Regions from separate parts of the Homo sapiens genome. Here all the other regions are linked to region 1. The links are chromatin contacts, found by Hi-C or POLR2A ChIA-PET in ENCODE. All regions are on one chromosome and are shown on one strand. The core of a region is the stretch at or near the end of the contact, and the rest is flanking DNA. Distances in the headings are between cores, read along the strand shown. Region 1 holds the start of MALSU1 (mitochondrial assembly of ribosomal large subunit 1). Region 2 holds the start of FAM221A (family with sequence similarity 221 member A). Region 3 overlaps LOC107986776 (a long non-coding RNA gene).

Region 1 (4,374 bases), core at 751-3,250:
CGGTGAGCAGAGATCGCGCCATTGCACTCCAGCCTGGGCAACAAGAGCAAAACTCCATCTCAATTAGAAAAAAAAAAAAAATCTTCCTTGCGGTCACAAGAGAAAAGATTTTGATATATCCTAACTCAATAGGGCTGGATATTTGCTCCCATATGTTTCACTATCAAAGAACATAAAATGAATTCATGCAAATTCTGAAAATTTGGGCTTCTTCTGTAACTTTGTATGATGGGTTTACCCTCTAAGTGTTGCTCCTTGGCCTGATGCACTGTCACTATTCCACTCAGTTAATGGTCCAAAAGAGAAAAGAAAGCATCCTACCATTTTCACAACGTAGAAGGCCATGGCATGTAAGTGTCGGGTAGAAGTTCCACTAACAATCACAAAGTAATCTGTATATCTCATTTCTGGAGGAACCTGGATCACACAAATGTCTCTTGCATTTTCTTGCCTCAGAAGTGAAACCATCATATCGATGTCAAACTTGGGACCAGTATGATCTGAAATGCACAAATAGTTGTTTGTATCAGGATGGCCAAGCAGATAGACGTGTATGCACCCAGAGATGCCGGCAGCTGACTGTTCCTCCATGAGGGTGTTTAGATCCAAAGTGTTTTTACAGATAGCAGGGTAAAGGCCTCCTGGAAGGTGAACCTGGGCAGTAGTATCATAGCACCGCTCAACTTTTATGGTCAGGGTGCTCAGATTACGCAGAGCCACTATACATCCTTCGCTATTAACCATATGCAAGTAGAACCAGACACCAGTGACAAATGACTTTCTACTAATACTTAAAAGGAGCAATACACCACAATCACAGAAATGCTGTGCAAAGAAAAACAGCACCACAAAATGGGTAGGAGGTGATATCCTGGAGCATATTAAATTGAATCTCAGTCATAACGGGTCACAGAATTGTGAGCTGGAAGGGCTCTTAGGCAGTATCTGGTCCACAACCTTCAGTTGAGAGATGAAGAAACTGAGGCCTAGGAGAATTACTGTGGCCTAAGATCAGTCACTGAAAGAGCTACATTTTTGAGTAATTATTATTTTGAACCTTCCAGTTTTCATATAAAACCACCGGGTTATTAACAACTGTTACCTATGAAAATCTAATTTTTTTTCCCGTAAAGATTTAGATATTCTGATCTTCAGCTTGGAGTATTACAGGCTGTAAATTTAAAAGCTCGCCCAAGTTCTAAAGCCGACTCCAAAGGACCTAGTAGCTAAGCCCACTAAGGCCTCTCCCTCTCATACTCTACATTCTTAGATGTGATCTGTTTACCATTCTTAAGTTTCTAAAAACGTCAGCAATAACTAGAGGATATTAACTTGGACCCATCTCCTACTGGCGCTTCCTACGCACCCCTTCGCACCCAGACCCTGGCTCCTCAGAATCCTCAAGCCCCAACAGTCCCCACAAACCCATTTCCCAGGATCCTAGGAAGAGGGTAAAAGGAAGTGAGGACGGTGAGACTGTGATGCCAAGGGTGGGAGATGGCCGTCCGGGAGGCTGGGATTCTGCAGTTCATCTCTTGCCCTCAATTTCTTCACTGTGAAACGGGAAGGTTGGCGCCAACAACCTTTGAAGTCCCTTCCAGCTCTGGATGTGCAGGAGTTTTGTGACTCCAAGAGAAATGCACATAGAGGGGAACCCAGAGCCACCTTGGCTGGGACCTGACTCCAGACTGCCCGGAGAGGGTCGCCTTCGTTCTTCTCCACGCCCGTACCTGCCGCGTCCGATTCTGGGCGTCCCTCGTTGACCGTCCCCTCCGCCCGCTCCTCCAGCCCAGGCTCGCTGTGCAGGCCGCGGACAAAGTTTGGGGTCTGGCAAGCCCGGCAGAACGCTGCTCCTACGGGAAGCCGCTGCACGGCCAGCAGCCGAAGCCCGGGCTCGGCTCCAACCGCGGACCCCGCCACCGAGGAAACCGCCCTGCGCCACATTAGTGGGGCGAGCAGCCGCGCCACACGGCCGCCCGGCCCCATAGCAGCAGCCTTGCGTCGGCGTCGCGGGTGGGTGGTACTTCATGGAGCCCGGCCGGGAAATTCTACGTCGATGCGTGGGCGGAGTCAAGGCCTGAAGGACGGACCATGGGCGGAGTCTGGAGCCCGTGAAGACTGCAGTGACCCGGAAGAGCTACTTGGGGATTAGGGCGTGCGGGAATAAAGAACTAGTGTTGCTTGCCCACCTTGCTTTGCTTTGTGTCGCAGTAGCGCATTACGTTGTCACTTTTTTTTTGGACTCTGTCCACTAATGTGAGGCTCATGAAGGCAATAATTTTTGTTTCATTTTTAACTCTTCTCTCCACAGCACCTAAAACAGTTCCTGGTACTGAATGTCCAGAAGTTGCTGTTAATCTGATTAGGCTGGGATTAGGACATATAATCTACCCTCTCTCATTACCAGAAAATATTCAAGATTCCCTTGCAAATTTGAAATTGCGCGAGGAAAATCTGTTATCCTGGGCTAGAGTGGGGTGGGAGGCAGAGGTGTAAAGGACCATTTGGAAACCGTTCTTAGGTCAGCCCATCATCTACACTCCCTGTATGGAGGAGTTTACGCCCAGGGGCGGTACTGTGGGGACCAGCTCTGTAAGAATAAGGAATTCTGAGGTGCCAGCTGCGGTATTAAGTCACAGGACTTGAGAACTGCGATAGATTCCTGGCACGGGTGGGGGGGTGGGGGGTTTTGGGGGCGTGGGACGCCGCAGGGAAGCAACTTGCCCAGGTCATACACTTACTGACTGCGTCAGAATCAGAAGCCAGTTTCTGGCTTCTGAACTCCAGGCCTGCTAACTGCTGAAAGGAAGGCTTCATAGAGAGCAAATATTTCAAATGCCTGAAACAGTGCCAGACACATAGCAGGCACTCCAAAAATGTTTGCTACATTATTTTAAATAATTCCAAGCACTAATTTTGGGAAGTTTTTTAAAAATAGAGAAATTAAGCATTTGTGTATATCACACCAGATATGTACAACCACTTCAAGTTATTTTTGAAAAGAAGAAAAACATTACAGATTAAGTTTCCTCTGTCCAATTTTAGCCCCATCCTCAATTCCATTTTTCCACAGGCATGAACTTGGCTTTTCTCCCAGCTTCTGGCATCCATTCCGTGTTCCCACCCTTCTCTGAACATCCCAGACCTGCTTTACCACCTGTATTTGCCAGCTCATTTAATGGGTCATTATCCCTTCAAAACTCCCAAACCCTAGACTTCATTCAGTCCAGGATCTTCATACAACAAACGAATCTGTTGTCAAAATCCTGCTTATGTGACCTCCAAAATGTTTCTGTGAGTTCAGCTTCTTGTCTTCATTTCCACTGTTTCTTCCTTAGTCCACACCCTCATTAGTTCTTGCCTAATTACAGAGACTGCCTCCTACCTGGCTTTCCTGTCTCCAGTCTGTTTCTACTCTTTTCATCCTCCATGCTGCCCTTCTATCAACTACAATCATTTTCGCTTTATCTGCTTTTTGCTGTTTTTCAAACTCACCATACCCTTTTTTATTTTTATTTTTTAAAGAGATGGGGTCTTACTCTTGTCACCCAGACTGGAGTACAGTCACACAATCATAGCTAACTACATCCTCAAACTCCTGGGCTCAAGCGGTGCTCCTGCCTTAGCCTCCCAATTAGCTAGGACTACAGGCATGTGGAACCATGGCCAGCTAATTTTTGTTTTTAATTTTTTTAAAGACAGGATCTCACTATGTTGCCCAGGCTGGTTTCAAACTCCTGGCCTTAAGCAATCTACCCCACTGTAGCTGTGAGTATAGGCATAAGCCACCATGCCTGGCAACCTCACCATATCCTTTCAATGCCAAGCTTTGCATATACTTTTTTTTTGAGATGGAGTCTCGCTCTGTCACCCAGACTGGAGTGCAGTGGCACCATCTCGGTTCACCACAACCTTTGCCTCCAGGGTTCAAGCAATTCTCCTGCCTCGGCCTCCCAAATAGCTGGGATTACAGGCACGTGCCACCACCCCCAGCTAATTTTTGTATTTTTAGTAGAGACGGGGTTTCACCATGTTGGCCAGGCTGGTCTCAAACTCCTGACCTCAAGTGATCCACCCGCCTCAGCCTCCCAAAGTGTTGGGATTACGGGTGTGAGCCACCGTGCTTGGCCACTACTCTTTTTAGAGCACCCTTTTCCCATTTTTTCATATGACAAACTCAGACTCACTCTGTAAGACATACCTTAAGCATTAAGATATCTCCCCCTACTCTCTCAGATGGCCCCTCAGAAACCCCTCATCCCTTTGTTCATAAATGTCTTTAACATTTATGTTTGACTGCATGATACCCCACTAGAAAAGACTTAGATTTAATTCCACCTCTTCTGTTTATTAGCAGTGTACTATTGAAGTTCT
Region 2 (4,030 bases), core at 1,421-3,920, 380 kb before region 1:
ATTAAGATCTTAAGATAAATACGGATCTTTAAAAGATCTTTTAAAAGTAAGATGTCATTGGTATTTAAGTTCTAGACCAGTGCAACTCAAATTTTATTGTACTTACAGAATCCCCAGGGGATCTTGCTCAAATGCAGATTAAGACTCACAGCACAGTGGCTCATGCCTGTAATCCCAGGACTTTGGGAGGCGGAAGCAGGAGGATCACTTGAGGTCAGGAGTTCGAGCCCAGCCTGGCCAATATAGCAAAACCCTGTCTCTACCAATAATACAAAAATTAGTATTTTGGTGGGCACCTATAATCCCAACTACTCTGGAAACTGAGGCACTGAGAATCACTTCCACGGAGGCAGAGGTTACAGTGAGCTGAGATAGCGCCACTGCACTCCAGCCTGGGCAGCAGAGCAAGACTCTATCTAAAAAAAAAAATAATAATAATAATAATAATAATAATAAATATATATATACATACACACACACACACACACACACACACATGATAAAGCCAGATGTGGTGGCTCACACCTGTAATACCAGCACTTTGGGAGGCTGAGGTGGGAGGATTGCTTGAGGCCAGGATCTCAAGATGAGCCTGGGCATCCTAGTGAGATCCCATCTCTACAAAAAATTTTAAAATTAGCTGGGTGCGGAGATGCATGCCTGTAGTCCTAGCTAGTTAGGAGGCTGAGAAGAGAGAGTCGCTTCAGCTCAGGAGGTCAAGGTTGCAGTCAGCCATTATAGTGCCACTGCACTCCAGCCTGGGTGACAGAGCGAGACTCTAAATAATAATAATAATAATAGGTCTGCAGTGGGCCTGAGATTCTGCTTTTCTAACAAGCTAACAGGTGATGCCAGGACACTGGTCAGGGCCTCCCACAGTGTGAGTAACAAGGCTGCATGCTTCCCCTCCCAACCGACTCCCACCGAAGTACCTAGGCAAGAGCAAATCCAGGAAAACTCTTCGGAAGGAAAGTTTGTTTCCTTCTAAACTCATATTTTGACTCATCTTCCCACCCCACCTTCCCAGCCCACCTTTTCATATCTAGGTACTCAAGTCCTGTTTTCCCCACTTTTCTAAAATTCTGACGTCAGTAAAGGACCTGATAATCTCTTTCAGAGGGAAGTGTTGCAAGTTATTTACGATTGCAAAAATAATTTCCCAGCCGGGCGCGGTGGCCCAGGCCTGTAATCCCAACACTTTAGGAGGCCGAGGCAGGTGGATAGCTTGAGTCCAGGAGTTCAAGACCAGCCTGGGCAACGTGGTGAAATCCCGTCTCTACAGAAAATACAAAAATTAGCTGGCCGCCTGTAGTCCCAGCTACTCGGGAGGCTGAGGCAGGAGAATCACTTGAACCCAGGAAGCGGAGATTGCGGTGAGCCGAGATCGCGCCACTGCACTCCAGCCTGGGAAAGAGTCAGACCCCGTCTCAATAAAATAAATAACTAAATAATTTCTCAATAAAATAAATAACTACATACATAGGTCTGCCCTAACATGTTCGGAGCTAGGCAAGAGTCAACTGGAGGCCCACAATTCACATATCTAAATATCCAAGTTATCAGTCAACACCAGCTCCAGCAACTTGCTCCCAGGCAAAAGCTCTGGAGAACTGGAGGCTAAAGGAGCCGGCTCTGCTCTGGGAGAGGACGGGATGGTGGTTGTTCTGACCCTGAACCGGGCGTGGGAACTGACCCCATCAAGCTCCTAGCCCTTATTCTTCTGGCTCAGAATATCCAGGCAGTTCTAAGGGTTACCCAAAACTACACAAACAGGGCAGTCAGAGCAGGGGAGAACAGTCAGCTGGGGGGCCGTCTGCGCGCACACCTCTGGGTCATCTGGGCCACCCACGATGCCGCAGAGGAGCCCCTGTCGCTCGCTCCGGCCTCCCTGGCGGAGCCTGGAGCGTCTCCCCTCCGCTTGTACACACACATCCTCCCGCCCCAACTCCGCGTCCTCAGGCGGTCCTCTCCAGGACTTCCCATCCGCCCAGATTCCGGACGATCAAAAACCCCAGGAAGCGGAAAAAGAGCGCGTCGCTGCAGGTGCACCAGCCTCGGTCAGGATCCAGGACAATGAACCGCGTCCTCAGGCCAAAGGAGCGACTCCGTTTCCAGTTTCGGAAGGGGTTTCTCCAGAATACCAAACACCAGTCGGTGCCTTTCTCCTAAAACCAGCACCTCGGGGTGGGGAGCGCGTTCAGAAGTTCACGGTTGACTCAATTACTGGGTTAATTTGATGTATGCTAACTTCTATAGCCCCGAGTACTCGATGTGCCTGTTTTCAATGGCCATTTAAAAAACAGCTGGACCTCTGTATCAATCTAGAGTTAGTCATCCTTCTTGGAAGGGAGCAGAGGGGCCTCTTAAATGTTATTGGAAGACTCATCACTGCATAGAACCGCGTGGCCCTACAATATTTAATTAGGCAAAGACTAAACTGGAATTCATCTAGGCCTCCCCCAACAGCCCAGGCACAGATTCCGGGAACCCCCGCGGACGCCCGCCGGGCCCCTGCTCGCGCCCCCAGCCCAGGGATCCTGGCCCCTCGGAGCGGCGGGGGGGCAGGCCCGGAGCCACAGCCTCACCTCCGGTACTCCAGGTACTCGTCCACCGCCGCCGCGCCGCCGAGAGGCAACGTCAACCGCTCCATTGCCGGTGGGGAAGCCAAAGGCTTCCCTGCGGACCAGCTGACCTCGAAGCCCGACCCGCCCCGTTCCCTCCCGGTACCGCGCCCCCTCCCGCCCGCCTCCTGATTGGCCCGGCCTGAAGCCCGAGGAGGCCGCGCGCGGCAACTGCGCAGGACGCGCGCCCCTACTGGCTGCCGGCGCCAGGCACCAGAACCCGGATCTCCGCAAGCGCAGCCTCGCGCCACATGGAGTGCAGTTTGCCGCCCTCCACAAACCTTGCACCTATTCCCCTCTCCCTTCCCTGGACCGGCGAGTCTTCTTGTAAATTAACAAGTGACAAGGGAGTGCAGTGCCTTGCATATAACAGGCGCATAGAAAATGGCTTATTTCTTTGTACAGCTCTTTTCGCTTAATCCATCTCTTGAAATATAAGTAGTTTTGAGAAGGTTCTGCTTTAGTTTGAGGCCTGCCTCTCCTTAACTGTCGGCCTGTTTCCAGTATTGGCGTTTTCAAAAACTCTGATGTAACAATCAGTAGTCCTGGGTATCTGGGTTCACTTTGGGGGTTGCTAAAGCTACATGTTCTTCAAAGGAACCGAATAACTGATTTAAGGTGAAGCAAGTAAAAACAATTTAGGTGAAGTTTTGTTGTTGTTTTTTAACTTTTGGAAACACTCTGCAAAATATATTTAGAAGCTGAATTACCATGCGATTGGTAATTTGGCCATAATTTGACTTAGCACGTTGTGGAAAAGAATAGGAAATCTTCAGGCGAAGTCATTAAACTCTGAAGCTCCCAGGGGATCAGCTTTAGCGCCCTCTGTAAAGTATCTGGGAGGGAGAATATGCAAACAATAAGAAAAATAATTAAACTTCAGTACAGTACTTTAGTTTCAAAGTACTGTTCTACATATTTCAGGTCCATAAAACATTATGTAAACAAATTGTTTGGGTACCACCCACCTCCCTTCTCGGTACCCTTTCAACAAACCCCACCCTCTCCCCAAAGTCTTCCTCCTGTTCAGAGGCGTTCTTGACAGTCAGATAAATGAGTGATCCTGAAATCGGATTCATATTTTAGGAAACTGATCTCAGCTCAGTATTCTCTCCTATCACACGTGTGGTTTGCTGCTGTCCATTTTACCTCTTCCACCCGACACCTCCCAGATGGGGTCTTGCTCCGTCTCCAAGGCTGGAGTGCAGTGGCGGGATCTCGACTCACTGCAATCTCTGCCTCCTAGGTTCAAGCAATTCTCCTGCCTCAGCCTCCTGAGTAGCTGGGATTACAGGCACTAGCCACCACGCCTGGCTTTTGTGTGTGTGTGTGTGTGTGTATTTTTAGTAGAGACAGGGTTTCACCATGTTGGCCAGGCTGGTCTTGATCTCCTGACCTCGTGATTTGCC
Region 3 (4,278 bases), core at 1,584-4,083, 430 kb after region 1:
GACAACAGAGGCCAGCTGGTTGGTGAGTGGTACCGCCCTGGGTACTGATCCTCTAATCAGCTGAGAAGTAGAGAGCTGACAAGGCAATCAGGGCTCTGAGAGAGGCTGACAACAGCCTTTAAGAATATGTTATTTGGAGTCAATGAGACCTGGGTTTGAGTCTGAATTCAGCTAAAATCAGCTGTGCCTCTTACTAGATGCATACTCCAGGGCAAGTTACGTGACTTTCCTCATCTGTATAATGAGGGAAATAAAGACACACACACACACACACACACACACACAGCTCAGCTTTGGGAAGGATTCTATAAGATATAGGATTTGGAAAGCACTTAACACTATGTCTGCATGTAGGAAGTGCCTAAAAAATGATTGGTACTGTATTATCTAAAGAATATATAGGCCAGGCGAGGTGGCTCACGCCTGTAGTAGTCCCAGCTACTCGGGAGGCTGAGGCAAGAGAAGTGCTTGAACCCGGGAGGTGGAGGTTGCAGTGAGCTGAGATCGCGCCACTGCACTCCAGCCTGGGCAACAGAGCAAGACTCTGTCTCAAAAAAAAAAAAAAAAAAAAAAAAAAAAAATATATATATATATATATATATATATATATATATATATATATATATATATATATAGGCTGTACTTTTAGGAGAGAAGCTTCTCAAAATGTATCACAGAGGTACCTTGGCAATTTTAGGCCTAGAAAATAAATAAATTAAAATATTTATTGGCCAGGCTTGGTGGCTCATGGCTGTAATCCTGGAACTTTGGGAGGCCAAGGTGGGAGGATGGCTTGAGGCCAGGAGTTCAAGGCCAGCCTGGGCAACACAGGAATACACTGTCTCTATAAAAGAAAAAAGAAGGCTGTGTGGGGTGGCTCACACGTGTAATCCAAGCACTTTGGGAGGCTGAGGCAGGTGGATCACCTGAGGTCAGGAGTTTGAGAATGGCCTGACCACATGCAGAAACCCTGTTTCTACTAAAAATACAAAATTAGCTTGTTGTGGTGGCACATGCCTGTTATCTCAGCTACTTGGGAGGCTGAGGCAGGAGAATCACTTGAACCTGGGAGGTGGAGGTTGTGGTGAGCCGAGATCGCACCATTGCACTCCAGCCTGGGCAACAAGAGCAAAACTCTATCTCAAAAAAAAAAAAAAAAAAAAAAAAAGATTTATATTTCTTAATTCTGGCCAGTGATAAGCTTCCACTTTAAAAAAAAAATTCATTTTCAAGCGTAACTGTCAATTATCATTGATAATAAAGGTAAACACAATTTTTTAAATAATGGAGTTAAATGAAAGAATCTGGCATTTTTGCTTTTTCTCCCATTTGCAAAACTTGGATCATTCACATTGAGATATATACACGTTGCCAACTTAAAGCTGAAGATCTCATCCTACTCTCTATTTGTGCGGTTGGTACTCTGCTAGAAAATGTTTGTGAGCACGGATGGCCAAGATAAAGGAAGCTATTAAGGAGGAGTCTATAGAAATCATGCCTTGCAAAAACTGGGAACCCCTTATAATCATGATTTCTTTTAAACTACACTTATTTGGATGTACTCTGGTTCAAATAACAGCACCTAAAATAAGACAGCTATGTGGATAAAAGCCAAGTAACATGGTATCGTCCATCTCCGGGTGAAGAATAGAAAGTCTTCCTATTCTTTGTTAATTAAATTTTTTTTTTAAAAAAAGATAAAGCACAGAATTTATTACAATTAAAAAATCTTGTAAATATATCCTTCGATGATGGTGGAATAGTTAAGATAATAAGCTTCATAGTCACACTGCTTGGGTTTGAATCTCAGCTCAGCCATGTGCCCTCTCTGTGACTTTGAACAAATAAAATCACCTATCTGTGCCTCAGTTTCCTAACTTGTGAAAGGGAAACACTATTGACCTGTAAGAGTTGTTGTGAGGATTGAAATGAATAGATGTAGAAAGCTTAAAACTATCGCCTGGCACAGAGTAAGTGTTCAACTAATTCTGTCCTCTACCCTCCTCTTGTCACCTTTCTCCCCGACAAACATGTTGGTTATAATAATGGCTGTTAGTACTATTATAGTTGTTAAGATAATGGGTTGTGTTGGGAAAGAGTGCTGAGATGGGAGTTAAAATAATTAGCTACAAGTAACACAGTCTGTCTGTTTCTCAGTTTATTTATGTTAATTGTCCATGTTCCAATAGAATTGATCTTGAAGGTCTTTTCCTGGTTGCAAATCCTATGGCTAATCTATAGTTAAACCCAAAGGGATCTTTCCTGTTTTCACCATAACTGCATGGCTAGCAAATCTAGCAAATGCATGATGTTAAATTCACCAGAAGGAAGGACTCACCCATTAAGTTGCAATGTTTCCTTCCTCTCACTTACAGGGATGAATACCAACAGTCCGGCAGGAGGACCAGATCATCAATATATTTGCTCCCCTGTCTGTGGGTCAAGTGATGACATGGGCATCTCACGTGATCAGTTGTTGTTTCATTCTTGGATGGAACTTTGTTTCACTTCTTGTAGTTTCTATTTCTGTCCAGGGTTTATCAGCTAGTTCGCCAATTGGCTATACGACCCCAGCAATACACAGTAGGGCACCTCCTAGAAAGGCAACAGGAGGCTGTGAACATTGAAAGTTATGCAAACTCAGAGGGAGTTCCTGTTCTTTTCTTCTCCTTTATGTCAGTGTTTCTTTCCAGAACTCTTCTTTCCAGAACTCTTGAAAGTTCTGATCATAATCTGATCACAATCTCAACATTTTATCTGCAAATGTGCCTAGAAACAGTGACAAATGAGAGGGCTCCAGCTGTGCCATTGGTCATGCAGTTCATATGGCTGATCTTATTGGTGGGGGCAGGCAGGGCTGCCTTATACACAGGTTGTGCACTGCATAACTCTGGGGACTCCATTCAGAGAGACTAACACCCCCATGGGACTGTGCAGTATACAACGTGCACAACCTATCCCACGGTCCTGGGGGGCGATTACTCCTCCAATCTCACTTACGAACATCCTCCCCAGAGATACTAGAGAGGCAAGTGTGTCACAGTATGAGCTGCTCTTTGGTCAAGACAATATGATGAATTGGTCATTTCTGTTATCAACAGTATTTTTTTTAAATCAGAAATTCCCAAGCAGTATAGTGGGAATAAAGGGAAGGGGGCCTTGCCAGTAGATATGACCTCATTCTCCCAAAGAAAGAGCCAACACTGCATACTGACTATATTGCCCATCTGCCTGGTACAGCACAGTCCAGGAATTGCTTCTGCTCTGTTTCTTTTTCTGTACTTCTTATAATTAATTCTCTTTTCTCTCAAGTTATTTTGCAATTAAAGTCCACCAGATCTCACTGCATAAATAAAATATATGTATTTGGAGAGATAGATAAGTAGAGATACATATTTAGATGAGGGATGAATAGATAGATATGCAAGCAGATAGATGGATAGATAGAGTAAACTATATCCTTCCCCTCTGTGGCTATTACCTGTGTGACCATGCAAGGTTAGTTTATTCACATTCTGTCTCACTATCTGTAAATTAAGGACAACAAAAGAAGTGATATCATAGGGATGTTGTGACAATTAAATAAGATAGTTTATGTAAAGCCCTATTTTACTCCCTGGCATATAGTAAAACTTAAGTCAACATTAGCTATTTTGTTCATTGTTGTCATTGTGACCTTTTTAAAAACTGTTCTGGCAATACATTCATTTCTGCAATTAAGAGCCTAATCCTTCCCACACTTCTTGGTCTACAATGGATCTGGCCCACCTGCCCCTTTGTCCTCCCTCCACAGTCCTATTTGGTTCCTCTAGTCCTTTGCAGGATTTGTCTTAATTTGCACTAAATACCCCTCACAATGGTGTGTGTATATATTTTATTTTATTTATTTATTTTGACACAGAGTCTCACTCTGTCACCCAGGCTGGAGTGCAGTGGCATGATCTCGGCTCACTGCAACCTCCGCCTCCTGGGTTCAAGCGATTCTCCTGCCTCAGCCTCCCGAGTAGCTGGGATTACAGGCACATGCCACCACGCCGGGCTAATTTTTGTATTTTTAGTAGAGACAGGGTTTCACCATGTTGGTCAGGCTGGTCTCGAACTCCTGACCTTGTGATCCACCCACCTCGGCCTCCCAAAGTGTTGGGATTACTGGCGTGAGCCACTGTGCCCAGCGGTTATATATTTTTAATCTGCTTATAATCATTGTCTATTCTATCCTGGAAGACTGAAAGGTGTTTAGCTTTTTTTCACATAAGTATCTGTTTCTTCAGAATAACC

Evidence for each region. A loop is a pair of places that touch in the nucleus more often than their neighbours do. ChIA-PET counts read pairs that join two places held with the same protein, here RNA polymerase II (POLR2A). Pooled maps may share reads with other maps.
Region 2: a loop to region 1 is called in a map of B cell, with 18 times the contacts of the local background. The contact joins the promoter of FAM221A here to the promoter of MALSU1 in region 1. A Hi-C loop is called at or near these places in 6 of 168 maps with a recorded cell type or tissue (B cell, CD4-positive, alpha-beta T cell, CD4-positive, alpha-beta memory T cell and 3 more), 2 of 37 single-sample maps with no recorded cell type and 14 of 50 pooled maps. POLR2A ChIA-PET finds 5 or more read pairs at or near these places in 1 of 52 experiments (Panc1).
Region 3: a pooled map shows a loop between it and region 1 (2.6-fold over the local background). The contact joins the enhancer-like site here to the promoter of MALSU1 in region 1. A Hi-C loop is called at or near these places in 5 of 50 pooled maps. POLR2A ChIA-PET finds 5 or more read pairs at or near these places in 2 of 52 experiments (A549 and activated T-cell).

Annotation. Positions count from the first base shown.
Region 1 is chr7:23,296,965-23,301,338 of GRCh38, reverse strand. MALSU1 (mitochondrial assembly of ribosomal large subunit 1) reads right to left here and starts at 2,000. Exons shown (of 4, transcript NM_138446.2): 1 at 1,731-2,000; 2 at 322-500. The coding sequence starts at 1,986. RefSeq lists an enhancer at 1,694-2,183.
Region 2 is chr7:23,678,839-23,682,868 of GRCh38, reverse strand. It overlaps FAM221A (family with sequence similarity 221 member A), which reads right to left and starts at 2,670. Exons shown (of 7, transcript NM_199136.5): 1 at 2,586-2,670. The coding sequence starts at 2,650. RefSeq lists an enhancer at 1,867-2,116 and a silencer at 2,447-2,736.
Region 3 is chr7:22,870,811-22,875,088 of GRCh38, reverse strand. LOC107986776 (a long non-coding RNA gene) reads left to right here. Exons shown (of 5, transcript XR_007060249.1): 5 at 1-398. Among named protein-coding and RNA genes, the nearest start is that of SNORD93, 16 kb to the right of the region's middle. RefSeq lists an enhancer at 2,351-2,460. Within about 2 kb of position 2,833, at least 3 of the 41 ENCODE cell types and tissues checked have a DNase peak (open chromatin) inside an H3K27ac peak, as active enhancers do.